Linked DNA regions of Homo sapiens: region 2 is linked to region 1. Evidence: chromatin loops called from intact Hi-C (ENCODE). Cell type or tissue: endothelial cell of umbilical vein. All regions are shown on one strand. Links, peaks and the distances in the headings refer to the core of each region. The heading gives the core; the rest is flanking DNA. Region 1 overlaps MTM1 (myotubularin 1). Region 2 overlaps MAMLD1 (mastermind like domain containing 1).

Evidence for each region. Hi-C counts contacts between places; a loop is a spot of excess contacts. Peaks named below come from ENCODE experiments on the same cell type or tissue, not always from the same donor. Only the 100,000 strongest peaks of a DNase experiment are listed, where the experiment ranks them.
Region 2: a loop joins it to region 1, with 4 times the contacts of the local background. A loop is called at or near these places in 4 of 110 quality-filtered maps.

Annotation. Positions count from the first base shown.
Region 1 is chrX:150,576,235-150,591,946 of GRCh38, forward strand. The region is part of intron 1 of MTM1 (myotubularin 1); the gene reads left to right. Among named protein-coding and RNA genes, the nearest start is that of MTM1, 15 kb to the left of the region's middle. In endothelial cell of umbilical vein, for the core only: a CTCF peak has its summit at 11,569 (motif pointing left); no DNase peak of the experiment used is centred there.
Region 2 is chrX:150,442,879-150,455,394 of GRCh38, forward strand. It overlaps MAMLD1 (mastermind like domain containing 1), which reads left to right. Exons shown (of 8, transcript NM_005491.5): 2 at 2,576-2,734. The coding sequence starts at 2,639. Among named protein-coding and RNA genes, the nearest start is that of MAMLD1, 86 kb to the left of the region's middle. In endothelial cell of umbilical vein, for the core only: no CTCF peak of the experiment used is centred there; a DNase peak (open chromatin) is centred at 3,483; H3K27ac peaks cover 781 bases.

The DNA of each region.
Region 1 (15,712 bases), core at 6,692-14,691:
CCCTTTTTCTGTTCTCTGGAAGTTTGTATAAGATTGGAGTTACTGGTTCCTTGAATGTTGCTAGAACTTGCACATGGAGCTGCCTGGGGCCTGGAAGATTATAAACTACCAGCAAATGTCTGCCAAATCTATAGCTGTGTCTGTCTTTTCATTCCTGCATCCTACTATTGTTTGTTTGTGCCCTCCTTTTTTCTTTATTAGTCTAACCAGAGGTTTGTCAGTTGTGGTTATGGCACCAACTTGATAATATAATTATGTTCATTTGTTTCCCTTTTAGGGCTTTTCCCCTGCTTTTTTGATTAATTTTTAACGAGTAAAAACTTTATATGATTTTGAAGTCACATTTATTTCAAGGTATATTCAGAAAAGTCTTGCTTTCACCCCATCTCTGACCAGGTATTCTGTTTCTTTCCCCCCCGTAGATGATCAATCTTATTAGTTTGTTCTTCTAAGTATCTTTTGCAAATTTGAGCAAGCACGTACATGTATTTTCCCCTTTTCTTGCACAAAAACATATTTCATACACTATTCAGCCTCTTGCCCTTTTCACTTAAAGAATATACCAGGAATCATTCTTCATTTTCTCCTCCTTTCTTTAGATTTATTCTGCTGTTTGGATGTTTCAAAACATAGTATTTTCATGATTATTTAGTTGTGATATTTTCTATTATGATTATTTCATTCACCTGCGAGCTGTTTAGAAGTATATTTTTACTTACAAATGTATTTTCTGGGTATTTTCAAAACTGATTTACAACTTAACTGCATTATGGTGAAAGAATATGATGTGAACACTCGTAGTTCTTTGAAATTTGTCAAGGATAGGCTTATGTGGTATTTTTGTGGCTGGCTTCTTTCACTTAGCATACTGCTTTTTATATTCATTTTTGTGTTGTTGCATGTATCAGCAGTTCCTGACTTTCTGTTGCTGAGTAGTATTCCATAGTATGGTTATAATGTAATTTATTCATTCAGTAGTTGATCATTTGAGTTGATTCAGTTTTTGGCCATTTTGAAAAAAAGCTGCCATGAACATTCACATACAAGTCTTTGTGTGGACTCATGCTTTTATTTGCTTCGTGTAAATACTTAGGTGTGGCATTGCTGGGCCATATGTTTAGTGTATGTTTAACTTTACAAGGAACTGTCAAACTGTTTTCCAAAGTGGCCATGCCATTGTGCCATTTTGCATTCCTACTGGCTTTAATTGTCTGCCTTTAAAATGTTAGCCATTTGACTGGGTGTATAATGGTATCTCATTGTATTTTTAACTTACAAATTCCTAGTGACTAGTAATAGTGAGCATGTCTTTATGTGCTTGTTGGCCATTAAGTTTATCTTCTTTGGTGAAGGATTTGCTGAAATCTTTTGCCCATTTCTTATTAAATTGGATTGTCTGTCTGAAGTTGTGAGGGTTCTTTTTATATTCTGGATACAAGTACTTCATCAGATATGTGATTTGCAAGCATGTTCTCTCAAACTGTGGTTTGTCTTTCATTTTCTTAACTGTGCCTGTGCAAGAGCAAGGAGTTTTGATTTTGATGAAGTCCTATTTACTTTTTCCCCTGTTATGGTTTGAGTTTTTGTGTTTTAAGAAATCTTTACTTAACCTAAGTTCACAAAAATTTTCCCCTGTGTTCCTTCCAGAACTTTTTTAGTCCTGCTCTTATGTTTAGATCTGTTTTGGCAGACAGATCTTTCCAACCCCTGGTGTTTATACCTGTGTGATCCCCTTCCCTTGAGTGTGAGCAGGACCTGTGACTTGCTTCTAGAATATAGACTAGAATATGGAAAAAGTGTAGGGATTCTACAGATATAATTAAGGTCACAACCAGTAGATTTTGAATTAATCAAAAGAGAAGTTATCCTGGGTAGGCCTGAATTAATCAGCACAAAACCCTTAAAAGAAGGTCTGGGTCCTCCCCGAGGTGAGATTCTCTTTGCTGACTTGTTGATGTGAGCAGCCACATTGAGGAAGGCCACATAGAAAGGAACTGCAGGTGGTCTCTAGGAACTAAAAGCTGCTTAGCAAAAAGCCAGGGCCTTCAACCATGCAGCCTAAAGGAAATGAGTTCTGCCAACACTCTGAATGAGCTTGGAAGCAGATTTTCCCCAGTTGAGCCTCCAGATGAGAATGCAGCCTGGCCATTACCTTGATTGCAACTTTGTGAGACCCTGAGCAGAGGACCCAGCTAAGCTGTGCCTGGACACCTGACCCACAGAAACTGTGAGATGATAAATGTGTGCTGTTTATGGCTGCTAAGTTTGTTATTCAGCAATATAAAACTAGTATGTCTATGTTCCATTTCAAGTTAATTTTGTATATTTTGTGAAGTAAGGGTAAAGATTCATTTATTTTTCCATATGGACATCAAACTGTTCCAGCATCATTTGTGGGAAAAGGCCCACACATTTTGGTAATTTTGTTGAAAATCAATTGACCATTGCTAGGACCTCAAAAAGAAGGGCCTAATTATAGTCTCTGTTCTGTTCCATTGATCTGTATGTCTATCCTTATACCAGTACTGCAGTGTCTTGATTACTGAGGCATTATAATAAGTCTGGGGATCAGGTAGTGGAAGTACTGCAACTTTTTTTTTTTTTTCTTTTCAAGATTGTTTTGAATATTCTTGGTCGCTTGCCTTTCCATACAAATTTTGGAATCATCTTGTCCAAGCCTGTTGGGATTTTGATAGGGATTTCATTGACTTTGTAGATCAATATTGACATCATGACAATTAGGAGTCTTTGATCCGTGAGCATGCGATATGTATCTATATATCTCTATCTATCTATCTATCTATCTATCTATCTATCTATCTGTATATTTTTGTTTTGAGATGGAGTTTCGCTTTTGTTGCCCAGGCTGGAGTGCAATGGTGTAATCTCAGCTCACTGCAACCTCCGCCTCCTGGGTTCAAGCGATTCTCCCGCCTCAACCTCCTGAGTAGCTGGGATTACAGGCACCCGCCACCACACCCAGCTAATTTTGTATTTTTAGTAGAGACGGGGTTTCTCCATGTTGGTCAGGCTGGTCTTGAACTCCTGACCTCAGGTAATCTGCCCGCCTCGTCCTCCCAAAGTGCTGGGATTACAGGCATGAGCCACCACGCCTGGCCCAAGCATGCAATATTTCTCCATGTATTTAGGTCTTTAATTTCTCTCAGCAATGTTTTGTAGCTTTCAGTGTGTGATTCTTGGACGTATTTTGTTCAGTGTTTCCCTAAGTATTTCATTTTTTTTGGTATTGCAAATGACATTTTTAAAATAAAGTTTTTTGAGACAGGGTCTTGTTCTGTTACCTAAGCTGGAGTGCAGTGGCATGATGGTGGCTCACTGTAGCCTCAACCTCCTGGGCTAAAGTGATCCTCCCTCCTCAGCCTCTCAAGTAGCTGAAGACTACAGGTGCATGCCCCCATGCCCAGCTAATTTTTTTTTTTTATGTTTTGTAGAGATAGGGTCTTGCTGTATTGCCCAGGCTGGTCTCAACTTCCTGGGCTCAAGTAGTCCTCCTGCCTCAGCCTCCCAAAGTGCTGAGATTTCAGGCATGAACTATAGCACTGGGCCAGTATTTTTATATTTCAGTGTTCATATGTTCATTGCTAACAATACAAATATAATTAATTTTTATATTGGCTTTGTGTTTTATGCAGCCTTACTAAATTTACTTATTCTAGTAGTTTTTTTGTAGTATTCTTAGGATTTTTTTTGCATACATGATTATGTTGTCTGTAAATACAGTTTTACTTCTTTTTTCCAATATGTTATGTGTTTTGAACTTGCTAGAAGCTCTAAAAGATGTTAAATACAAGTGATAAGAGTGACCGTCCTTGCCTTGTTCCCACTCTTATTGGTGAAAGAAGAAATGCTTTCTAAGTGTGATGTCAGCTGAAGGTTTTTCATAGGTGCCCTTGACAATTCCTGATTTCCTGAGGGTGTTTTTAAAAATCATGGATAGATGTTGAATTACGTTAATAGAAGCCACGTCTCAGATACAATCTTCAGGAAGATAGCACACCTCATGAATAGTCTTACTGACTATACATATCACCACATTTATACCCATTCTTAACCACCACTACCCAGCTTTTCCTCCTAGTGTCGATAACAGAATTTCCATCTGGATCTTGGGAATTCTTTGTGGAGCAGCATATACTGCTCCTTCAAAAGACATAGATCTTCTCTGCGAGATTCACATGTATCATTATTTTAGAACTGGAATTTCTTCATCCTCTCTTTCCTTGCCATTCTTTTAACACTGGTTTTGGTTCTTCTTCATCTTGCCTTTTTTATTTCTGCCTTTTTTTTTTTCAGGTTATTTCTGCCCCATCTGTGAAACCTTGTCTGCCAATAGTGCCAAGTTATAAAAATATGTACGTTCAGTCCTTTCACCTTCTTCTGTAACAAGGATACGTGGTTGTTTGTATTTGTGACTGGAAGAAGTAACTGCTCCAAGTATGAAGATAACTATTGTCCATACTCTCTAGGTCATGGCAAGTCTTTCTCCTTCTGATTCTCCCAGGATCCTAATTAAGCCATCTTTGGGGATTCCCTTTGCATACTCCTTCTCTACTATGGCAAACTGCCTGTTGGGCAAGCTGCTACTCCTACTGCTTATCTCTGCTAACCTTCAAGGTCAACCTGCTCTTGCAAGTTAGGACTAATTAAGATGTATCAAGCCCAACATTCTCAACAATCAAAAGACCCTAGGCAGCGTTCCAAAAGCCCCATGTAGAGGAAGGTCAGGAAGTTCCAAATCCAAATTATTCAATGTATTTTGGAACTCTTCTTTGGATTGACTTCAGAGACCAGGCACCTTTAAAAAAATATCCTCGCACCTTTAAAAAAAATATCCTCAAAGGCTCTAGGCCAAAATCATTTTGTATCACCTCTATTAATACATAGAATGGGCACCGGTGCTGTATGGAGCATTGGTTTTGGTTTAAAAATTAAGATATGGTTAAAGTTCATGAGATGGTACCTTATGTAGCTTTAAATTCCAAAGGCAGTTTCAAAAGAATAATTCAAAGAATACTTTGAACAGTGGCCACATTGCTGGAATTTGTGTACACCATCAAAGGGGACTACTTTGAAGAATAACTCAGCTATATATGATCTGACAGGCTTTTTAACAAATGCCTCATTACATGATAGTTGCACCTCATGGGGTGTTTTGTGCACTAGTAATAAAAACTTTCTCCTTTTAAAAGATAGTTTTAATAAAGACTAAGTGGATACAAATAAATAGTAGACAATCAAGGGTTGTGCTGTTTCAGTGACTCACAGACATGGATTTCAGGGGAAAAAGCCTATTTGTTGACTCATCTTTAAAGTGAAGTCTAGGGTTCTTCTTTGTGACCATCAGATTTTATCACGTGGATGAAATTCCGAAAAGATTTTTTTTATCCAGCTGTGCAAGCAGGAGGCATGATGTCCTCATTTTAATATGATCATCTATGAGAGAATGAGAATGACAGATATCTATCTGTTAGTGGATGAGAGGGCCGGTCAGATTGCCTAGATTTCAGTTCCACCTTTGACAGTTATTAGCAGACAAATTGTTTAACCTTCCTGTTCCTTGTGTTTGTCAGTTGTCATATGATGATAGTAATACCTAGTTGCCTTTTAAGGTTTTGGTGGGGATTAAATGACTTAATCTGTGATTAGAACAATGTCTGACAGGTAGTAGATGATCTGTAAATGAAAGCCGTGATCATTAGCATAAGCAGATACTCTGTTTTGCTTTAATTGTATCACCTCTGTTATTGTCTTTATTACTATTTAACCTTTTTTATACATATTAATTATCTTTATTGTTATCTAAACATTTGTTTGTCATCTTCCCAACTCAGTTTTTAGCTCCTTGAAGACATATCTCAAATTTTTTTGGTTGAGGGGAGGGGGAACTCTCCATTGTGGTCCAGAGTAGCTGCCCACTATATAGTTACTGATTGTGAACTCTTTGGAAACAAGATTTAAATAATGATATATGCTGAGTTAGGAGTATCTCAGAATGACTGGCTTGTTGTCATTTCATTATTTCTTCTAAAAAACCATATTATTATTTCAGTACTAGTTAATTTCATAGGTATTCATTGAATGCTTATGGATAGATTGACAAATGAAATTGTTCTGAATGTAACCATATGTTGACATGACCATTTTATAGATTGTTAATTTCTGTAGCCAACCTCCTGCCTATTATGGGTTGAATTGTGTCCCCTAAAAAGATATACTGAAGCCCTAGTCCCTATTTCCTCAGACTGGGGTCTTGTTTGTTACTGCAGTTGTAGTTAGTTAAGATGAGGTCATGCAGCACTGGAGTAGGGTGGACTCCTCATCCAGCATGACTGGGGTCCTTATGAAAGAGGAAAGCACCATGTGAAAACACAGACACACAGGGAGAAAGCCATGTGACAACAGGCAGAGAGATTGGAGTGGTGAAGCTGCAAGCCAAGGAATGCCAAGGATTGCAGCCACCACCAGAAGCTAGGGAGAGGCAAGGAAGCATTCTCCCCTAGAGGCTCCAGATGGCACATGGCCTAGCTGACACCTTGATTTTGGACTTTGGGCCTCCAGAACTGTGAGAGAATTTATTTCTGTTCTTTTAGGCCATCCAGTTTGTGGGACTTCTTTACAGCAGCCCCAGGACACCAATAGACTGCCCATCTGCTTGAATTAGAGTGTTGACAAGCTTGGGATTTCATTTCAAACGGTGGATTTGCCTATGTTTTCATCTATTATCCATCTTCTCCAGATACTTTGATTTAAATATATAAATATAAATACATATTTATATATTTAAATATAATTTATATAATTTATAATTTATATATTTAAATATATATTAAATTATATATATTTATATATAAATTATAAATTATGTAAATTATATATTATATAAATTATAAATATATATAAATTATATATATTATATAAATTATAAATATATATAAATTATATATAAATTATAAATATATAAAAATTATATAAATTATATATAAATTATAAATTTATATAATTTATATAAATTATATATAAATTATAAATATATATAAATTATATATATTATATATAATTATAAATATATATAAATTATATATATTATATATAATTATAAATATATATAAATTATATATATTATATATAATATAATATATATAAATTATATATATTATATTATATATAATTATAAATATATAAAAATTATATATATTATATATAATTATAAATATATATAAATTATATATATTATATATAAATTATAAATATATATAATTTATATATATTATATATAAATTATATATATTATACATAATTTATATATAATATATAATTTATATATAATATATATAATTTATATATAATATATAATTTATATATATTATATATAATTTATATATAATATATAATTTATATATATTATATATAATTTATATATAAATAATTTGTATATATTATTTATAAATATATAAATTATATATATTATATAAATTATATATTATATATAAATTAATATATATTAAATTAATATATATTTAATATATAAAATATATATAAAATATATATTAAATATATATATTAAATATACAAAATATATATAAATATATATCAAATATATAAAATATATATTAAATATATATTAAATATATATATATATTTGATATATATATATATAATATAAAATATATATTAAATTAAAATATATATATTAAATATATGTTAAATATATAAAAATATTTTAAAAATATATTAAATATATATATTAAATATATATTTCCCATACCTGATCTGGCAGCAAATATATTTTTATATATGGCAGCAAATATATATTTTCATATATATATATGAAAATCTGGCACAAAAATACGGTTCTTATATGCATGCTAGGAATGGGAGACGTTTCCAAAGATGCTTATAAAAGCACTGTTTATAATTGAAACCTGGAAACAGCTCAAATGATCACTGGGAGGAGAATGGAAAAACCAAGTGCAAAGCAGTGGACTGCTATGCAGCTGTGAAAATGAGTGGAACACAACTATATGCATCAACATTTATGACTCTCTCAACACTATGTGAGAAAAGCAAGTGGCAGAAGAATATATAATGATTCCATTTACATAAGACTTCAGAAACATGGAAAATCATATTATTTAGGGATGTATACATGTGGAAAATTTTAAAGATATGCAAGGGAATTATAAACCTAAAAATCAGCCCTAGGGAGGTAGGTTGGAGTACCTTTAATGACTGATGACTAACTTCTCCAAAGTCATGAAAGTTTATGAGGGTGATGCTACATTTGTTTCTTCACGGAATACTGAGTACCCAAACTGTGCTTTGTGCTGGTGCCAGAATGGAAAACATGGTCCTTGGCCTTAGGAAGTTCTAGAAATCTAAGAGACGGGACACAAAATATCAAGGCATAAGTACAGGGTAAGAAATGAAATACAATCGTCCCTTGGTATTTGCGGGAAACTGGTTCCAGGACTCCCGAGGATACCAAAATCCTTGGAGGCCCAAGTCCTTGATATAAAATGGCATAGTATTTGCATATAACCTTGCATATCCTCCTGTGTACTTTCAGTCCTCTATAGATTACTTATAATACCTAATACAATGGAAATGCTATGTAAATACAAATAAAAATTAGTATTTGAAGTATTTTTCTATTTGTATTATTTGTATTTGTATTATTTTTTGTCATACTGTTTTTTGTGTTTCTTCCCAAATATTTTTGATCCGCAGTTGGTTGAATCCCTAGATGTGGAACTCCTGGATGTGGAGGGCTGACTATATTAGAAATATGTATGGTGTACAGAGAAGTGGAGAGAGAGAGAGAGAGAGAGAGAAAGAGTGTGTGTGTGTGTATGTGTGTGTGGGGGGAGGTCAGGAAAAGCTTTCCATGTTTTGAAGTAGGTAAATGCCAACAAAGCATATGCCAACGAAGCCCCTGCTTCTGCCTTCAAATGAGAGTACCTAGAGGAATTGTTTCAAATGGCAGGTTATCTCCAACCTTTTCTCCTCTCTTCAGTTTTCTAGATACTGTGCACATCCACTCTAGAGTTCCTTTTTTCCTCCCTCCTCCACTACTGATTCTGCTCAGAAGAATCTTCATCAGTAATGCCCAATGCCTGGGCTTTTCTTTGGGGTCCTTTAGCCCAGACCTGAGAAGGTTCTTGGAAAGTAAGGAGATGTTTTGATCTGGCACCTTTGTTACTATCATAGTTATAACTATTTATACGTTTCTATTCTTCAACAATTACTGTTTTAACTTTTGCTAAATAAGTTACTGTTTACTTATAAATTTAAAATGTACTTTTTGTGAATAGTTCTCACAGGGGAAAATAGTTCAATAAAATGCAGTTTTTTTCATTGAGCAGATCAGCTGGGTTCATGAGTTTTGGAATTGGCAGATGCACGGGAACTTGATCTTGTTCCTATTTTAAAACTTTGTTTACTGGCAGGTATTTGACTGTTAAAAAATCCATTGGTGAGTTTAATGATCTGTTTAAATGTGTGCAGTATTGCTAGGTAGCCTTTGTACATTAAAAACAGATAACCTGATAGTAGTTGACTTTTCTAATAGTTTACTTACCATATCACTTTCAATTTATGAATAATTTCTAAAGTTACCCTGTTCCATGGCCACAGCTCATGCCACTAAAGCCAATCAGCTGTCTTGAAGATGTGCCATTTGTCGTGAGGGGACCAAGAAATAGGGTGAAGAGATCAGCCCAAATCCATCACTAGCCACTGGAAAAAATGATTCAAAATGCATTCTCCACTGAGTCTGAATTACATTATTTTTAGCCAAAGGTCTTTGCAACATTTAAAGAAATAGGGGTAGGTATATCATCATGTTTAAAATGAATTGTAAATATCAAAATTATACAGAGAGTGAGATTTTAAATGAAATACTATATAGCATCATATAATTTTCAAAGAGGAATCATCAAACCAAATACACTGTAGCCCTAAGATTTGAAGTGACCAAGACAAATCAAGAAGCTCTAATGCTTCTGTTACATGTGTCTATGTGGACAGTAAACCGCTTACTTGGGGGATCCTTTTTTGGAGTAAATATAGTTAGATTTGTAGCCTATTTTTAGATATCTGAGCCTGAATAGAAAGTAATGAGATGAGATCTGTATGTTAAGTATTTCACAGAAAGATTCCCTGGGCTAGGAGTCAAGTGTTTTCTTTTTTTAATGGAAGGAGGCATATTTGAAGGTAAACTACTGTAAGGCTGATTGGAGTCTTGGCAAGGTTAGATTGATCATCTTAGAAAACCTGTGTGCAGAATGGTTAGGCAATCAAGGATATGGTATATTTTGTGGACAACCAACCTAACATATTAGCACCAGTTTGGGGAATGACTTAAGAGTTCACTGGGCTGGGTGTGGTGGCTCATGCCTGTAATCCTAGCACCACAGGAGGAGGCCGATGTGGGCGGATCACTTGAGGTCAGGGGTTCAAGACCAGCCTGGCCAACGTGGCGAAATCCTGTCGCTACTAAAAATACAAAAATTATCTGGGCATGGTGGCGCACATCTGTAATCCCAGCTACTCAGGAGGCTGAGGCAGGAGAATCACTCAAACCCAGGAGGCAGAGGTTACGGTGAGCTGAGGTGGTACCACTGCACTCCAGCCTGAGCGACAGAGTGACACTCTGTCTCAAAAAAAAAAAAAAAAGCATAAAGCATCTCTGGTAGGAGGAAGGGAACTGGTATTTGAGCATCTTTGTTATGCCATCTGCTGTGCTATAATTTTACCTGTTCCTCATGACAGCACTGTGAGGGCTGGCGTCACACCCATTTTACAGACTGGAAACTGCAGTAATTAAGTGAGAGAATTGGGATCTGAGACACAAATTGGTCTGAATACAGAATCCCTTCCTTTTTTTCAACTGTATCACACTGTTTTGTAGGTGGGCGCATAGTGGCATTTTGACAAGCTCTCAATGGTGGGGTTAATAGCTTGTTTTTTAGTTTAAGAGAATATGATTATTATGTACTTCGGCTGAAGACGGTTCACATGGGAATTATTTTAACAGCTTAATGCAGGGCGTGACAGCCTGTTTTTGTAAATAAAATTTTATTGGAATATAGCCCATCATTTATTTACATATTGCTGCTTCAGTGCTACAACGCAGTACTGAGTAGTTGCAACAGAAATGTCTGGGTATCTGGCCCTTTACACGGAAAATTTGTCAGTCCCTTGTTCAAAGGAAAATGTATAAAAATGAACCAAACTTCTGCTTTTGCAGATCATAGTTTATTTTCATGTGAGTTGAGCACTTCTTCCCCCCAAATAAACAAATATATGTGTTAAATTGATGGTGTACCTGGTCTCAAAATGGCTGGAATATGAACATTTATCTTGGTTCACAGTGATTTGGTTGAGGACGTCTCAAGGTATGTTTCATTTTTTTGCATCCTAGGTGGCCTACAATCCAAGCTACTTTAATGCAAAAAATCAGAATAAATTTATAGTAAATCCTGTGTTTACTGGCACTCCAGGTACAGAACTCTGTGAATGGTTCTCATTGGGGGTGACGCTCCCCCTAGAGGCCAAATTGGAAATGGGGGCATGTTTTGGTTATGGTGTAATTCATTGAAAAATACATTATTTTATTATAAATCACTGTCCTTTTATTTCTCCTTTATATTGGAGTTAGTACAGTATATTGATTTTGTATCATGTTTAGATTGAGGATATCCATGGTTTTCATTTCAGCCTAGCAAAGGGGACTTTACAGAAATTTGTTTTATAAAAAGGGAGTTTCGGGTCTGATGGTATTGAGCACCACTGCCAAAGAGATTTGGCATCTTTTTGAAAACAGACTTCTAAGTAAGGACAACTACCTTAGAAAGACCTGGAATTCTGAACGGAGAGGCTGCTTGTTCTCTGACAAACTTTAGAAGTCAAGTTTTAAGTCTCAGTATGTTTCCATAAGCAGCATCTTTCCAGAGAAAGAGCATGATTGAACTTAACGTAAATGCCAACACAGAGTCATAAACCACATTAAAGGCTCATCAAAAGACAAAAGCTGCATACCTTTGTCACTGTTTTGTTTGTATACAGAAAAGTTCAGAAAAACCACTCAGGGCCATTGATCTCAACTCAGGTGACGATGGGAAATAGAGCTCTCCGTGGTGTTTACAGTTTGCTTGCAAAGGCCCTATGAGGCAGAGATCAAAATTATTTTCTAGTTCTGCTGCTTTTAGATTCTTAACATAAGCGTTAAAATGGCATGCATTTTTTAATGTTTTTAGTTAATGTGTGCTTCAGGTTTGTGTATTGTTGTTTTTCATATTCAACAGAAAAGGAAAAACAGTTCCTTAGTCTGGAAAAAGGGCGCGGTGAAAGAGGTTTTTGTATCTGCCTCCACAGATTCAACTGACCAATCCCAGCCCCCTGTACTGGGACGGCTGTACCTTAATTTGAAATGTTCATGGAAAAGTCTATAAGGGAAGATAGCATTACTCAAATTATTTTCAGTGCAAATCGTTTCAAAGGGGTACAAGTTAACCCTGCAGTTAACTACATAACAGTATATACACTTAAATTTGCTGCCCAGAACCACCCTGCCTGGACCATCCTGATCAGCCAAGGCCTTGTCGTACCATTTCAAACATGAGTTTGTATGAACTTGTGGCTTAAGTGAAATATTACACTGCCAACAACTGTTATGTTCCTTGGCCAATCCTTAATTGCCCAGTTCATTCACTCATTTAACAAATACCTGTTAAGTATCTTTTGGGTGCCAGGCACTGTTACAGGTGCTGTAAATAAATAAAACATAAAATTCTTGGGGCTTAGAGGCCCCAAAGGTTGGTTGGCTAGGTGAGTTGAGTTCTCTTAACTATGTTTCTTAGTCTCAAGCTGTTCTACTGAGATTGGGACCAGTCACGTGCAACCTGGTTTCCTTCCAGAGACCACTTAGAAGCACTTTTCTGTAGGTAGAAGGGACTCTGCAATGCAGGGAGACCTAGGCTAGAGTTGTCCCTGCCAGTAAGTCACTCCAGGACCTTGTCACACACCCTCTAGGCCCCCCGCATCTCCTCTGTAATAGGAGAGGGTTGGGCTTAAATCATCTCAAAGGTTATTTTGGGGGATCAAAAGTGATAGAAGTCTACCTCTGGTTAGAATGCTGTAGTTAACATATATATACGGAATCAACTTTTAATTTTTGCTTTAAAGCCAAGGTAGCCAAAAATCAACATTTTTTTGTTTGTTTTTTAAATAAAAAGGATAAAAAAACTTGATTGTTAGGGCTTTGGGATGAAATACTCTGTAACCAAAAGGGTAGCTGATTTTTGTAGACTTCACTATAGCTTCTAATTATCATCCAACTGCCTTTACACTAACATAGTCATTTTATACACGAAGATATGGATGAGCTTTCTTTGCTTGGTAAGTTAGAGACAGCCCAGGGCTTGTACACACCTGTCTAGTACATTTTCCAAAGTACTACACTGCTTTCCATTTTCCTATTAGAGTCATTATTGTCTTTTTTTTTTTTTTTTTAAGCAAAAAGCACTTTATAACTGAGTGGCTGCTAGCCATGCGCTATCCCTGTATTAGTTAACTTTTCTCCTAGTATTTCCAAGGTCAGGACTAATTTGTAGAATTGGCTAAGACATTGGCATTCACTAGCTATCCTTTTGTGCTCATAAAAATTAAAAATTTTAAAAATACTAGTAATTTGTTAACAGATACACTGTGTGGTTCCAAGCCCTGCATGAATGTATTAATTCATTTGTTTCACCTAATAATGTTGATGTAAAATGGGGGTAATAGCAACCAAAGCCCAGAGAAGTTAAATAACCTACTCAAGGTCAAATGGTGAGTTGCAGAGTTGGAATTTGAATGTAGTCAGCTGCAACATTTGTGCACACCAGCATGATGCTGTTCCAGCTTCTATAATCTTCAGGGATCAATCAAAACCATTCAACAAAGAGAGGCTCACTGATGAGATTTTAAAGTAAGCCTCATTGTGGAACTGGCACATGTTATCTGGACCTTTGGATTTCTCGGATGTATACTTGATCCAACTATTAACAGTAGTAGTAGTGTCTGGTGTTCCTCTAAAAATTAGAGCTTTAGACATAAAGACTGCATATTGTTCGGTTTCATTTATATGAAATTCCCAAAGTGGGCAAATTTATAGGGATAGCAAATTCGTGGTTGCTGGAGGATTGGGAGTGGTGGGTGACTGCTAATGGGTATGGGGTGGGGTTTCTCTTTGGGATGATAAAAGTGTTCTAAAATTGATTGTGGTGATGGGTGGCACAACTTTGGATATACTAAAAACCTTTAAATTGTACACTTGAAAAGGGTGAACTGTATGGTATGTGAGTTGTAGTAAAACAGTTAAATGAAGGGAAAATGAGGGATTTCGTCCTTTATATTCATTTTAAATTGAAATTTTTTCATGAAAATCAGAAATAGCAGGAAGACTCATCATTCTTTTATGGCCCATGAATAAACAGGGTGGTGACGTTGACTGAGTTGACTGTACAACCAGGATTTTAGATTTTTTCTACTGACTTGATAGTAAGAATTTAACTTTTTGTTTTAAAATGTTGACTTACATTAGTGAAGCATTTTAAATATTAAAGTATCTATACTAAAAGGTAGTTTTATATCTGTTACTGAAGAAAATCTGCCCCTAATATATAGTCTTGTTTTGTCAATAGAAAAATTTCAGAGCAGATACATCTGACTTGCTCCATAGTTCATCTCATCCATTCTGCTATCTCTGAGAATAATGGGTTATTTTGCTTGGACATGAACTTAAGGTTAGAAAGGTTTTTCAAAGCATATTTTACGATTTTGTCTGAATTTAATTCATTTTAGTGTTATTCATTAATCTTTTTAAAAAGTTACTTTTAATTTTGCATTGTGCTACCTGTAGGTAGTTTCAGCTCTTCTAAGTTGAGTATCTCTTTCTATAAAGACGTATTTTGCTCTAATTGTTAATTTTCAAGCATCAGTGGTAGTTGCCTAGTTCCAGTGTTCTGGGATTTGGTGAACTAGTATACATGTTTGCCCCATCATGACATTTCACAGTATTGTATATTTGCCGCATAATCATTCACCAGATAGTTGTGAGTTCCAGTGTGCGCCAGGATACAGCCACGAACCAGACAGACACAAGCCTTGGCCTTGTAGTGTTGAACTCTCACGGGGGAATCCTGACAGTCCTAACCTTGTAAGATGGCCCCTATCTGGCCATCTCCCCACCTCTTCATCCTGGTGGCTGTCTTTTTCTGTGACTTCGTCACCTTTCTTGACTATTTCTTAAGGACAGTAGCCAGTACTGTGAAGCTGTTAAATCCCACTAGATTTTGTGCCAAGGTGTGTTAACCCATTTATGCCTAGTGTTCCACTATTGGAACGCTAAGCTTGTGGGAGTTATTTACATCCTGCTGCTCAAGGTCATCACCAAGGTCTGATTTTTCACAAAAATAATTTGCAACCTCCGGCATAAATGGGTTAATGTTCTCCATTGCTGGATTTTGTTAGTGTGTCTGGTTGCTCTTAATACAGCCTGGCAAAAAGATATTTATAAATATCCACAGTCACCTTGTTGAATTGGATGTGGTTTACCTCCCGCTGACTTTATATGTATCTATCTGTGTCCTAAACTTTGATAAAATAACCAAAGCATTACTTAGTGTTCTGTTGTTGCTGTAATCTTCTT
Region 2 (12,516 bases), core at 35-8,034, 140 kb before region 1:
TGTCTTGATCTCCCTTTCATATCTGAAGCATATTTTCACTGAGTATAGGGTTCTGGGTTGACAGTTCTCTTTATTCAGCATTTGAAAAATATTATGCTACTTCCTTCTGGAATCCATGGTTTATGAACAAAAATTCACTCTCATTCAAGTTATTTTTCTTCTATAGGTATCATTTCTCTTTCACTGTATTCAAGGCTTTTCTCTTCATGTTTCAGAAGTTTTGTTGTTACAGGTCTTGGAGTGGATTTCTTTATATTTATACTGTTTGAGGTTCACTCAGCTTCTTAAATTTCCAGATGTATGTCTTTTGTCAAATTTGGGGAGTTTTCAGCAATTATGTCTTTGAATACTTTTTTTTTTTTTTTTTTGGTCTCATTCTCTTTCTCATCTCCTTCTGGAATTCCAGTGACATGAAAGTTAGATCTTTTGTTTGTAATTCTGTATGTCCCTGAGTCTATGTTTACTTTTTTTTCCAGGATATCTTCTCTCTGTTGTTCAGATTGATCATTTCTTTTTATTTTATTTTATTTTATTTTATTATTATTATACTTTAAGTTTTAGGGTACATGTGCACAATGTGCAGGTTAGTTACATATGTATACATGTGCCATGCTGGTGTGCTGCACCCATTAACTCGTCATTTAGCATTAGGTATATCTCCTAATGCTATCCCTCCTCCCTCCCCCCTCCCCCCACCCCACAACAGTCCCCAGAGTGTGATGTTTCTATTGTTCTATCTTAATTCTTTCCTCTGTTCTTACCATTATCCTCTTGATTTGATTCACTGAATTTATTTCCATTATTGTATTTTTCATTTCTAAAATTTCCATTTGGTTCTTTTTTATATGTTCTGTTTCTCTGCTGAGAATTCTGATTACTTTGCTGAGACTTTCTATATTTTTTTCATTTGCTTCCAAGCATGGTTGTAATTGTTGGTTGAAGCACTTTAATGATTACTTCTTTAAAATCCTTGTCAGGCAGTTCTGACATCTGTGTCATCTTGCTGTTGGCATCTGCCGATAATATTTTCCATTCCATTTGATATCTTACTGGTTCTTGGTCTGACAAGTGCTTTGCTACTGAAACTTGGGCATTTTGGATATTGCATTATAAGACTGGATCTTATTTAAATTTTCTGTTTTAGCTGACTTCCTCTGACACTGCTCTGGCAGGGAAGGCGGGCACCATCTTATTCTTCATTGACATCAGGGAGGATGGAGCTCCTCATTACTGCTGGACAGGGGTGAGGATTCCAACTCCCTACTAGGCTTTTACTGATACTACTCTAGTGCGGATAGGGAAGGGCACCTCATTACTGCTATGTGGGGGTGGAGTCTAGGCTCCTCATTTGGCTTTTGTTGATGGAATATAATGGGACTGCATTTTCTTCTATGGTGTTTGGCTGGAGTAGAGCAGTTATTGTCTAAAAGTTTTCTGTCTTGCTAGGTTACCTCTTTCCTGGTCTTTTGGCTAGAAAGAGCAGGCTTTTGTTGGGGCTTCTTTGTTAGTGCCCATTGGCATTCTGGGTTTCTGGCTTCTTCAGCTCCAAGTCTGGTATATATGAGGCAGAAACAAAATCCAGAGAACTCGCCACTGCATCATTGCTCAGGTCCCAAGGTCCCTAACCAGTATACTTTTTTCTTTCCACCTTTTAATGTCTTATTATGTTTGTTTTATATATAATGCCCAGAGGTTTTAGTGATACTCAGTGAGAGAATGGGGAAAAGTACTTCTCCATATTTCCAGAGGCAGAGGTTTAGACTTGAGATTTTAGAGGCTGATGCTGTACTGCCAAGGAGGTTTATGGGAAGTAGAGCTGTCCTTATATATTAATGTCTTAGTGGAGCTCTTATTTCATGTCTACATCATGAAAAACAAAAAGAAATGAAACTTTACCTGGGTTTGCATATGTCTGCTTATCTGTCACTGGAGGAGTAGCCATGATCATAACCTGCTCAGTCAGTTTCCTTTACATCAGTGCACCAGGGTTTCATGAGCCCCCTTTCAATATCTGTTGCTCCCTTCCTGTGTCTGTCAGGCTTTGAACTGTTAGCTCACTTGGCTGTATCCTAACAGTGCCACAGTTGGTGGCTGCTTCTTCTATGAACCATAAGGCTTACTCTAGTAGAGCTGAAGAGGCCCTAAGCCATCACCTAATTTAGCCACCATGTTTTCATATAAGGAAATTGCATCTCAGAGAACAGAGGAAGTTTTCCTGGATCTCACTGCATATCACACAAAAGCAAATCCAGACGTAGGACCCAGATATCATACTTGTAGGCCCAGTGTTATTTTAGTCACATGAAGCTGCTCCTCCATCCACCCCTCTACCTTCCAGTGAACTTTGTTCTTTCCTCTGGTCAAGGACTGTCATTTTATCCCAGCCAACTGTCTCACAAAAATGCCCCTCATTCTTGGGGGTGGGGGTGCTCAATGAGGGTGGTGGGTGGGAGGAAGGGAAAAGGAATGTGGCTGACTCCACACAAACCTGTCTTCAGAGTGAAAGTCTGTGATTCACGGGGTCAGTGGTCTCATCTTCATATCTGAAAGACAGTGTACTTTTTGTCTCCCTAAGCCCTGTGTCTAGGTCGTTTGGGAAACGCCTTGGAGAGTCAAGAATAAATTTGCAGGTCAAACAATGGATGACTGGAAAAGTCGGCTTGTAATCAAGAGCATGCTTCCCCATTTCGCCATGGTGGGAAATCGTCAGGAGCCCAGAAAGCTCCAGGAATCGGTCAGACAATGGGCCATGGGGGGAGGGGGGTATTTAATGCTTCTAATCTTAAACTTGAACGTAAGATGTGTTATTGAAATTTTCTGTGCAAACTTGGTGGCAGGGATCCAACTCAAAATATAAGGAATTCAAATGTGATCTAGAAGAGATCTAGGAGATGAGCTGATCCCACCCCTTGTGGGTTTCTAGAAGAGCTGGAAATATAGTCTAAGGTTCCATATAGCCTCCCAGTCTAGTAGTGATCACTGCATTGCACCCATTCAATAAGAAAAATGAGGAAGGATGAGAGAGGGAAGACGAGTTTACTTTTTCTCTTAATAGAAGCCAGTCAGAATGGCAAGCACTAGATATATTGCATGAGCTTCCTAGTATGACTGAGAACAAAAAGCTAGTGAGTAGGCACAGAGAGGTCTTCCCATTCAACTTTCTGGCCCTGTTGTCCTTTTAGAAACTCATCTGACACACTTCTACTTTCCTCCCTGGGAACTCAGACATCATCCAAGTGTTCTGAACCTCAGGATTAGGGATTCCAGTGGTAGTTCTAGGAGCAGGATGATGATAGAAGGGACTATGAGAGCCATTGACTAGTTTAATTTGACAATAAAAGCCTGCAACACCACCAATCTACCAAGATTAGCTCTGTTAGCAGGAATTGCAGCAAACACAATAGCTGTTATCTCAGGGTATTAGGGCCACAGAGGAGTGGCTTGCTTAATCTCTGGAATTAATAGAGCAGAGAGGAAATGGCTCTTATAGAGCCGTGGGTCGGCTTCCTTCCTTTTCATAGAACTGGAAGCCCTGGGCTCTGAGGTAATGCCATTTCACATAACTAGAGGGCCTGTCTTCTCCAATTCCCAGGGCAATCCACTTTCAGCAAGTCAGCTTTCAATTTATTTTAAAATTCTGATATGTGCACAGATGTGGATGGAGGTGATTGAAATCTTGTTTTCTCTTTGTTTCCTCATTGTCAACCACCAACAATGTATTGAGAATGTGCTATCAAGTTGAGCATGTAGACATTTACAAAACTGTTTACTGCACTCCCCAGCTCTCACAGAGATTGCAGTCAGGTGGGATGGCAGAGATGGAGACATTACTTGGCCAGCAGCCTGTCCAAATTGCCAGGCCTTAGGCCTCTTCTAGAAAGAAATCTCTAACCTCCATCCTAATTACCCTTTATATTTCATGCTTCTCTTTTATGATCAACAATTGAGTCAGTAAAGAAAAACCTGATAATGCTCCCAGAGTCCGTGATCAGTTTTAGCATGACTTTAAATTTCTCTTTTATTTCCCACTTGTTTCCATTCACTTGGGCCAAATTGTAGAAGAAAGTGTTGATGGATTGTGGATGCAGGGGTCCTCTTCCCCTTCTCCCCAACTCCATCAACACTCTTAAAAAGTGTGGCCAGTAAGTAACTGCTTTGGTTTTGATCAGTGTACAGTTGAATGCACAGATTCCAGTGGGGGTTGTCCTTAGAATAGGTCCTTGGAGTGGCCATCTGTGCATTTACTCTGGAAAAGTTGTCATTGCTTACGTCATTTCCAGGCTTGGCTTCTCTTTGCAGATGGCCTTTAGAGCCCTTTGTAAGCTTTGCCAAAAATTCACATTCATTGCTTTAGAGTCACACTTTGGATTTGATCAAGATCAGCCCTCTGCCTCCTCTATGCCACACCTTGTTCTCTGAAAGAGTTCTCTGTTGGTTCTGAGTGGCTTGACTCTTTCTAAAACTTCAAGCTGTCCTAGAAGACCAAGAATTCACCCCAGTTGAGGAGAACAAAGAATTTTAAAAATTTGCCTCAGCCTCCAAAAGCAACTCTCTCAGATGGTCTTCTTCACAGTTGAAACAGCATTGGATGACATTGAGAGAGCCCACTCCTTTGGCTGGACGTGACAGGTGCTGCTGTACGGTATCCCTGTAGCCTCAGAAAGGTACCCAGTGCTAATATGAAACTCTGCTGCACATGCTGAGGATCTCAGCATCTGGGTGCTTGTGAACTGAGGTTGACCAAATAAAAGCAGAATGGCCTGTGAGTCCACCAAGAAACCTGCAGTCCAAACAAGTTATTGTAAGGCCTGGAAGGTGAGTGGCCAAAGGAGGTCCTTTGCAAGAGCTGGGCTTGCATTTCCAGGGTGTAGCCTTAGCTGGATCTCAGATGTTTCCCTTGTTTGCTCTCCTTCTGACACTTAATAACACCCAGGGATGACACCCTGAACCCTAGTCCCAGGAAACCATGTGCATCTGGAAGCACGTTTCTTGCACCACTCTCCCTCATCCTGAAAACATCGCTAACAGAGATTTGCTTCAGGCATTCAGCTTAACTGGTTCTCTTGTTCTTTCCTAGAAAACAAACAAACAAACAAAAAACATGTTTCAAATCAATCTTGAAATAAAATGATATCAGTCCCAGAGGAGAGTTCTCTTTTAGCAGTCCTTGAATTTACATGGAAATAATTGTGAGCTCCCTTGAAGGAAAACGTGCATCTCACGTAACAGTTGTTCTTGGCCTAAGACTAGGGCTCAGAACACCTGGGTTCTAGTCTTGCAGCTACTCCTCACTAGCTATGGGGCTTTGTCTATCCTTTGCCCTCCCTGAGAACAAAGTTCAAATGAACGAAAAGTAAGAATAACCACCTTTAATTCAGCATTGACTAGGTGCTAGGCACTTTACTAAGCATTTTTGGGGCATTATCTCCTGTAATCCTCATGATAACCCTGGGAAGAAGAAGCTATTATTATCTCCAGGAAACCGAGACTCAGAGAGATTAAGCAATTTGACCAAAGTCACAGATATAAGAAGTGGCAAACTCAGAGGCCAATGTCATCACCACTATACTCTAATGCACATTGAAAACTACAAAATGCTGAATACATATCAGGCAGGGGCCATCACCATAAGAAATCTCAGTAATGCAAGTACCTTTTCAGCATCTGTTCATTCATTTAATAGTGTGACTGGTTAATGACTCTGGCGATCTGGGGAACAGAAGAGTTTGACCTTTTGAACATTTGGGCATCTACCCAAGGTTAATAAGGCATCCAGTCTCTGCACTTAGTGTATGGAGTTTTAACAGGAGGCAGAACATTTTGTCCTTCCCTTTGAAGTTAAGATCACGATTCTTTCCCTAGATCCCTAGATCAGTAGGTCAAAGGATTGCTAGTGTGAGAATTTAAAAGGCATTAGTACTCCAATTTGAGAGTGCTCCAGAGCCTGCATGGAGTTGAGACTCAGTGCGCATGTCACATGCCATCTCTGTCTCAGTCCATACCCCACCATAAGTGGCAAAGATTCCTCCAGCTCGGAGCAGGTACCTATTCCCTTCATAAGGCAGCTCCTAGACAAAATGAGGGTGCAAAGGGCATGAAATGTTCAGTTGGAGGAGGAAGGGGACACAGTACTTTTTGCACATCTTCTGTGTTCAGCCATTTAATATTAAGAAGCGACTCACTCTATAGATTACAATGGGATGCCGTGCCCAGTATTTCTTCTGAGCTTCCCAACCAGTCAGTGGTTGGGCAGGGTGGGGGGATTATTATTATTCTCCTTCTTTATGGATAAAGAGAATAAAGTCTGAGAAATTCAGTGACTTTCAGAAGGATGGCCATCCAGAAGGTGGGGTGCTACATCAAGGTCCACATTTGGATGGCCCCAAGGGCAGTGTGCTTTCCATCTACAATACGATGAAAAACAACCCCTCAGCCCATATCTTTCTCACCTCTAAATGCAAGTAGGGCTGAAGACGGGGGAGAGAGGAGCCCTCAGTGTAACAGCGTATGTGGACATTTGGATGGCTGCAAAAATACTGGCCTCATTCTATCCATCCCTTTTCTTTAGACTGGTGACCTTAGACATATCCAGTAGGAGGAGCTCTAGTCACCTCCTCCCTTTGTGTTTATGTGACGGGGTTCAAGATTTGCGCCCATCAGCTTTGGAGGCATATACTTCTTGCAGAAAAAGTGCTGGACTCAGGAAGGAGTCCTCAGACTCGATTCAGGGTTGGAACAAGCTCTTTGTGAGATTTTGAGCAGGTTTCTTTCTTCTTGAGGTCAGAGGGCATGGGTATGAGCTCTAAGGGCCTGTCTATCTCTGGCCTCCTGCCACATTTCCAGGGTCCCTTCTGTGTGCCTGGCCCTGTGCTCGATCTTGAGCCCCAGGAATTCATAGTCTAGGGGCAAATTATTCCCAGGCTTCCTCCACTGGGAACAAATCTATCTTACTCTGTAGTTCTCGGTGAAACCTGGAGGCAAGTGTTTGAGCGTCTCTCTTGTGCAAGGTACTTTGTGCACATTCGCTCATTTGCTTCTGTGTCACAGAGATTGATATTTCCACTTCCCCAGGGTGGAGACTGAGGCTCAGAAAGGATGGAGACTTTCCCAATGTCACACAGGCAGGAAGTTGTAGATCTCAAACTCAGGTGCCCTGCCTCCAAAGCTCTTCCTACTCCTATTCCCAGATTAGGAGCTCAGGTATTTCCAGGGCCTTCTGCAGGCCAGGCACTGTTCTCAGTGCCTTTCATTCCAGTGGCAGAGACAGCCCATAAACAGGTAAAGAGTAGAAGCAAACTTACTTCATTCTGGTAGCTCTCTGGGATGTTCTGACCAGCGTTGTCCACTGCCAAGCCTGGCAGAAAGCTAGGCTGCTTTAAAACCCTATGCAGGGGCAGCCAGCTGGGAACAGAGTGAGTTGTCGAAACAGCTCCCTTAGAAGCCTCAAGAGAAAACCCAGATTTACAGCTTTGAGTCTTTGCCAGCAGCCCCTGCTTCATGCAGGCTGAAGGCGCGGCACAGGTGCAAATCTGGCCCCAAGAGAGGGGAGCTCATGTTTATGGGTCCCCTTCCAAGACCCAGGTGATCCTAGGGGCTAGTTAATCTAGAGGCAACTGTCCCTGCCACTTACTGATAACTTGCATGAGCCTCTGGGCCTCAGTATCCACATCAGTAAAGTAGGGTTAATAACTCTGCTCTTTGCCTGCGTCAGGGTTTCTGGGATGGTGATGAACAAGGTGTGGTTGTGCACGTGTTCCAAACCACACAGGGCATGATCCTAAACCACACACTGCTGTGAGCACTTTTTTTTAATGATCAGAGGTTGGCATTGGCTCAGAGGTTTTTTGCCATCAGAAGAGTGATGGAAAATGTGTGTCCTGACCCCTGAGGATGCCACAGTCTCATCAGCAGCCCCACTACACTGAGGAGACCTGAATCTGTAATGTAGCTGTGAGCATTCTGGGTCAAGGGCTGCAGTGTGTATGCGCCTTTCTACTTTGGGGATCCTCCCCATGGAGCACGCAGCTGTTCGCTCCCTTTGCTCCCTCCTCCTTTTTCTGCAGTAAGGGCTCCTTCCTGTTCCAGACACCCAACTGGGGTGAGAAGCCAGGCAGAGGCCTTGCCTTCACACAGACCTTTTTTTGCAAGAACTGAGCACTGCTCAGCTTGCAGGACACCACTGGGCTTGGCATCTGGGTCCTGCCTGGGTAGCCTGGCTTGGTAAACCAGTGACCTGCAAATCACAGTCTGTTTGAAGGGAGAGTGCTGGTGAGGGGAGCTCCATTTTTCAGCTGGTTTATGCAGGCACCTGGGAGCATGACACTGCCTATTTCTAAACTTTTAGGAGCCCATGCTGGCCTCATCTGCATTCCTGCCTAGCTCTTTCCCACAGTTTCCTTGACATAAGGCCCAAGGTAACAGGTTTCTGGAGGTGGAACTGCCCCAGGAAGGAGAGGGATGCTGTTAGACTCCAGGACAGAGTTGAGGCTCAGAAGTGTGCACATTTCTAGGGAGTATGCAGACCCAGGGGCCAGCCCTGTGGGTGTGGGCCTGGGGTTCCTCAAACTCTGGGCTGGCCTGTGTAGGCTGAGGCCTCTTGCTTTTACTGGGAATCCACAGCTGGAAAGCCCAATGTTTCTCTTTTTACAGATAGATATTTGGGTTATAAGCTACCCCTGGAGTGCTGCATTCCAGACTTCTGGGGAGGAGGGACATGAGCTTCTAAGATTTGGGCAACAAATTTTGATTTCCGCAGTTGATATAGAATAATTTGTTGGAAACCTTCCTCCTCCCCTTTTGCTTTTCCTTTCCCTCCCCTTCCTTCCTGCCTTTCCCTTCTCCTCCTCATCTCCCTCCTACCTTCTCACCAGATCTCCAACCCCTAAATTCCAAAGTTAGAAAGGCAAGCATCAGCCACAGGGAAGTGGATTTGACCACTGGGCACTCAAACCCAAGGCGCAGGCATGTCTCTGCTGTCATTGCCTCCCTCTCTCTTGCTCCGGGCCCCCTCAGCACAGGCCTGTCTTTGTCTGCCTCCCTCCAGTGCTGCAGGCTTCCATCACCCTCTCAAGTCCCCATCCAGAGGCAGGGCTGGCATAGGTGCTCGCTTGCTCACTCACTGCCCTGACCCTGAGAGCTCCTGCTTCTATGCCCCTAGAGCTGTGGCTGAGTATATGGCACATAGTAAATGCTCAGTAAGATGCAGCTGCTGTTCATCTTGGCCAGAAGTCCCTTAGAAATCATCTAGGCCACCCACATTGCTGGACACAAGAGAAGGCCAGTGTCATACAGAGGGGAAGGGGTGCAATTAAAAAGTCATTGTCTCTAGGCCTTACACAGGAAATGGGAAAATAACAGAGTTATTTGCAGAGTACCATTTTCTCCAATGGTTCATTCACATCCGCAGATGCCAGCTGAGCCCTGTCACGAGGCTTTGGGGTTACCAAGATGAATAGGAAACTACCTGGCCTTCAGAGAGTTATGTGGTGGAGGTGGGAAATGCATAGACCTAACATGGCAGCCTCAAGGTTGGCCATAGCACCTAGGATGGTGATGGAAAGGGTAGAAGGTGAGACTGTATTATCATAGAGACCCTTGAGGGCCTGAGGGTGGAGGGTGTGCTTTAATCCACTAGCCCATGCAAATTGTTCAACAATGTACAAGACTATAAGAACAAGGCCCAAGGGTATCCTGGAGGGGATGATGTTTCTCTCCTCTCTTTTTTTTTTCTTTTATTATTATACTTTAAGTTTTAGGGTACATGTGCACATTGTGCAGGTTAGTTACATATGTATACATGTGCCACACTGGTGCGCTGCACCCACTAACTTGTCATCTAGCATTAGGTATATCTCCCAATGCTATCCCTCCCCCCTCCCCCCACCCCACAACAGTCCCCAGAATGTGATGTTCCCCTTCCCGTGTCCATGTGATCTCATTGTTCAATTCCCACCTATGAGTGAGAATATGCGGTGTTTGGTTTTTTGTTCTTGCGATAGTTTACTGAGAATGATGATTTCCAATTTCATCCATGTCCCTACAAAGGACTGGAAGCTTCGGAGCACCTGAGAACGGGCGCACAATGAGAAGTGAAACAACTTTTGGGACTGCTGGATCACTTGCACGGTTTAGAAATGGTCACCTTACTTGCACTACGGAAGAAATCTTTACGTTTTTCTGCTCCAGAAAGGTTGCCCACCCACTCTTCTGTGAATAATGGGCCTACATGGCCCCCTGCAATGTGAGGAGGGCAACTTGGAAAGAACTTATTTCCCTCCAAGAAGATGCTCAGTTCATGCTCTAGGTCAGAGGTTGGCAAACTACAGCCTGTGAGCTAAATCCAGCCCACGGGCTGTTTTTGTAAATAAACTTTTATTAGCACACAGTCACGCCCAGTCATTAACATATTGTCTACTACACAGAGCTTCAACAGAGACCACATGGCCTGCGAAGCCTGAGACATTTACTACCTGGGCCATCACAGAAGAAGTTTGCCAACACTTGGTCTGTATCACTGGGCATTTGGTTCATTTGTTTACCCTAACAAATGGTACCCATTTCAGGTAGAATTACAGGCCCTCATGCGGCCACGTGTTTAGCTTCCCCTCCTGTGCCAAAGCTGGCCCCAACTCCACACTCCCAATTCCACCCTTCTCAAAAGTTCTTGCCCCTAAAAGTGTTTCTTTTCCTTCCATTTCTCCTCCCATCAGCATCCAGAGAGAACTTTTTCAAAGAGATGAAGCCAATCCTTCCTCTGCTTAAGTCCCCCGATGGCTTCCCTACAAACAAAATACAATCCAATCCCTTTCCCATAGCCTGCAAGACCCTCTGCAAATTCACGACTACTTCCCTGGTGCATTGTGTGACAGGCACACTGGCTGCCTGCCCGTCACTGGAACAGTCCAAAAGCCCCACCCCAGGGCCTTCCCACTTGCTGCCCTCCTGCCTGGGATGCTCTGCCCCCAGTCCTTCTCCTGGCCTGCTCAGAGCCACCTGCCATTCTATCACATCACTATTTTTTCAGTCTTTGAAAGAATACTGCACACACTCTTAACTTGTTCTTGTTGTTCACTTACCGTTTGTCCTACTAGAATTCCAGCTCCTTCTCTCTGGTTCCCCACTTCTCTCCCTGGCCTGTGCTCATTCTAATGGAAGTGTCAGTTCTGGGCCCCCTAGGCAGCCCTGCCTGCCCTTTACTGTCATATGACTTCATCTCTATAGTGGAGGGGAGCCCAGTGCCACTCTGTAGGTGCTTCTTTCCTAGAATAAGCTTCAGGCCCTAAAGTTGTCTAGCCTTAGGGCTGCCCATGTGATGCTGTCAGCAAAACTAAACATGTTCTTGCCTCTTTTCCTCCCTCAAGTCAAGCCCTTAGAGTTTAGAACAATGAACTTGGCCTATATAAAATACCTCCAGGAAATCAGTCCTCAAACACCAACTCCCAACATCTGCTTTCTGAATATATGGCTTCAAACAGCTAAGTGTACAGTATCTAACTGCTGTCCATCCTTTTGTTTTTTTTAGCCACATGACATCTAAGGAACTTAGAAAATGCCTTGCCCTTTCCTGTAGTTAAATTTGACATAAAATTACTTTATTGGCAGCATATTAACAAACAAAAATCTCCTGTGTTTTTCCCGGTAATTCAGTTTCAGTTTTCCAGGTAAGAAAAAGATAATTTTGAATGACTACAAGGAGACAGACTGTTTTGAGGTTTCTGTTAATAACACATTCAGAGTGTGCCTTCTTCCTCTGTCCCAGTCAGTGGTGCTGTTGACAGAGTGGTACAACAAGAATGAAATATACTGTGGGAACTCACCCTGATCCCAACACCCTCATCAACACCATCACCACCATCACTATTGCTACCAGCACCACCACCTCCACCACCACTACCCTCACCTTCACTACCACCACCCTTTAAATCAACACCATTACCACCATCACCATGGCTACCACCATCCCACCATCCCAATTGCCACCACCACATCCACCACCATTACCACCACCACCATCATCACTACCACCCTTACCTCCGTCATTACCACCTCCATCACCTCTACCATTACCATGATTACTATCGCCATCCCCTCTACCACCACCACCCTACCACTTCTCTCTCTATCTCTCTCTCATGTACACGTACATGGTTATATGACACTTCATGATGCAATCATAGACACTGTCCACATACACACATACAGTGAAATAAGTACATGTTTTTAAATTGTCATTATTTTCAATATAGAACCTACTCTTGTTGCTATGTGCTTTGGGGTGGGGAACATCAACGTGTGTTTATGGCCAAAATTGAATTAGGATTCATAAGAAAGGGCTATATCTCCAAATGCGCACTTTTAAAAAAGTTAAGTTTGGATGAGGGATCTTTCATTTCATAAAAGGATATACTGAGGATTTCCTTTCAGTGACAAATTTTTGCTGCATTTTATTTTGATTTGGTTTACAAAAGTTAGCCTTTCACACAGCTGTTCAGGAGCGCAGCCAATGACTAAAGGCAG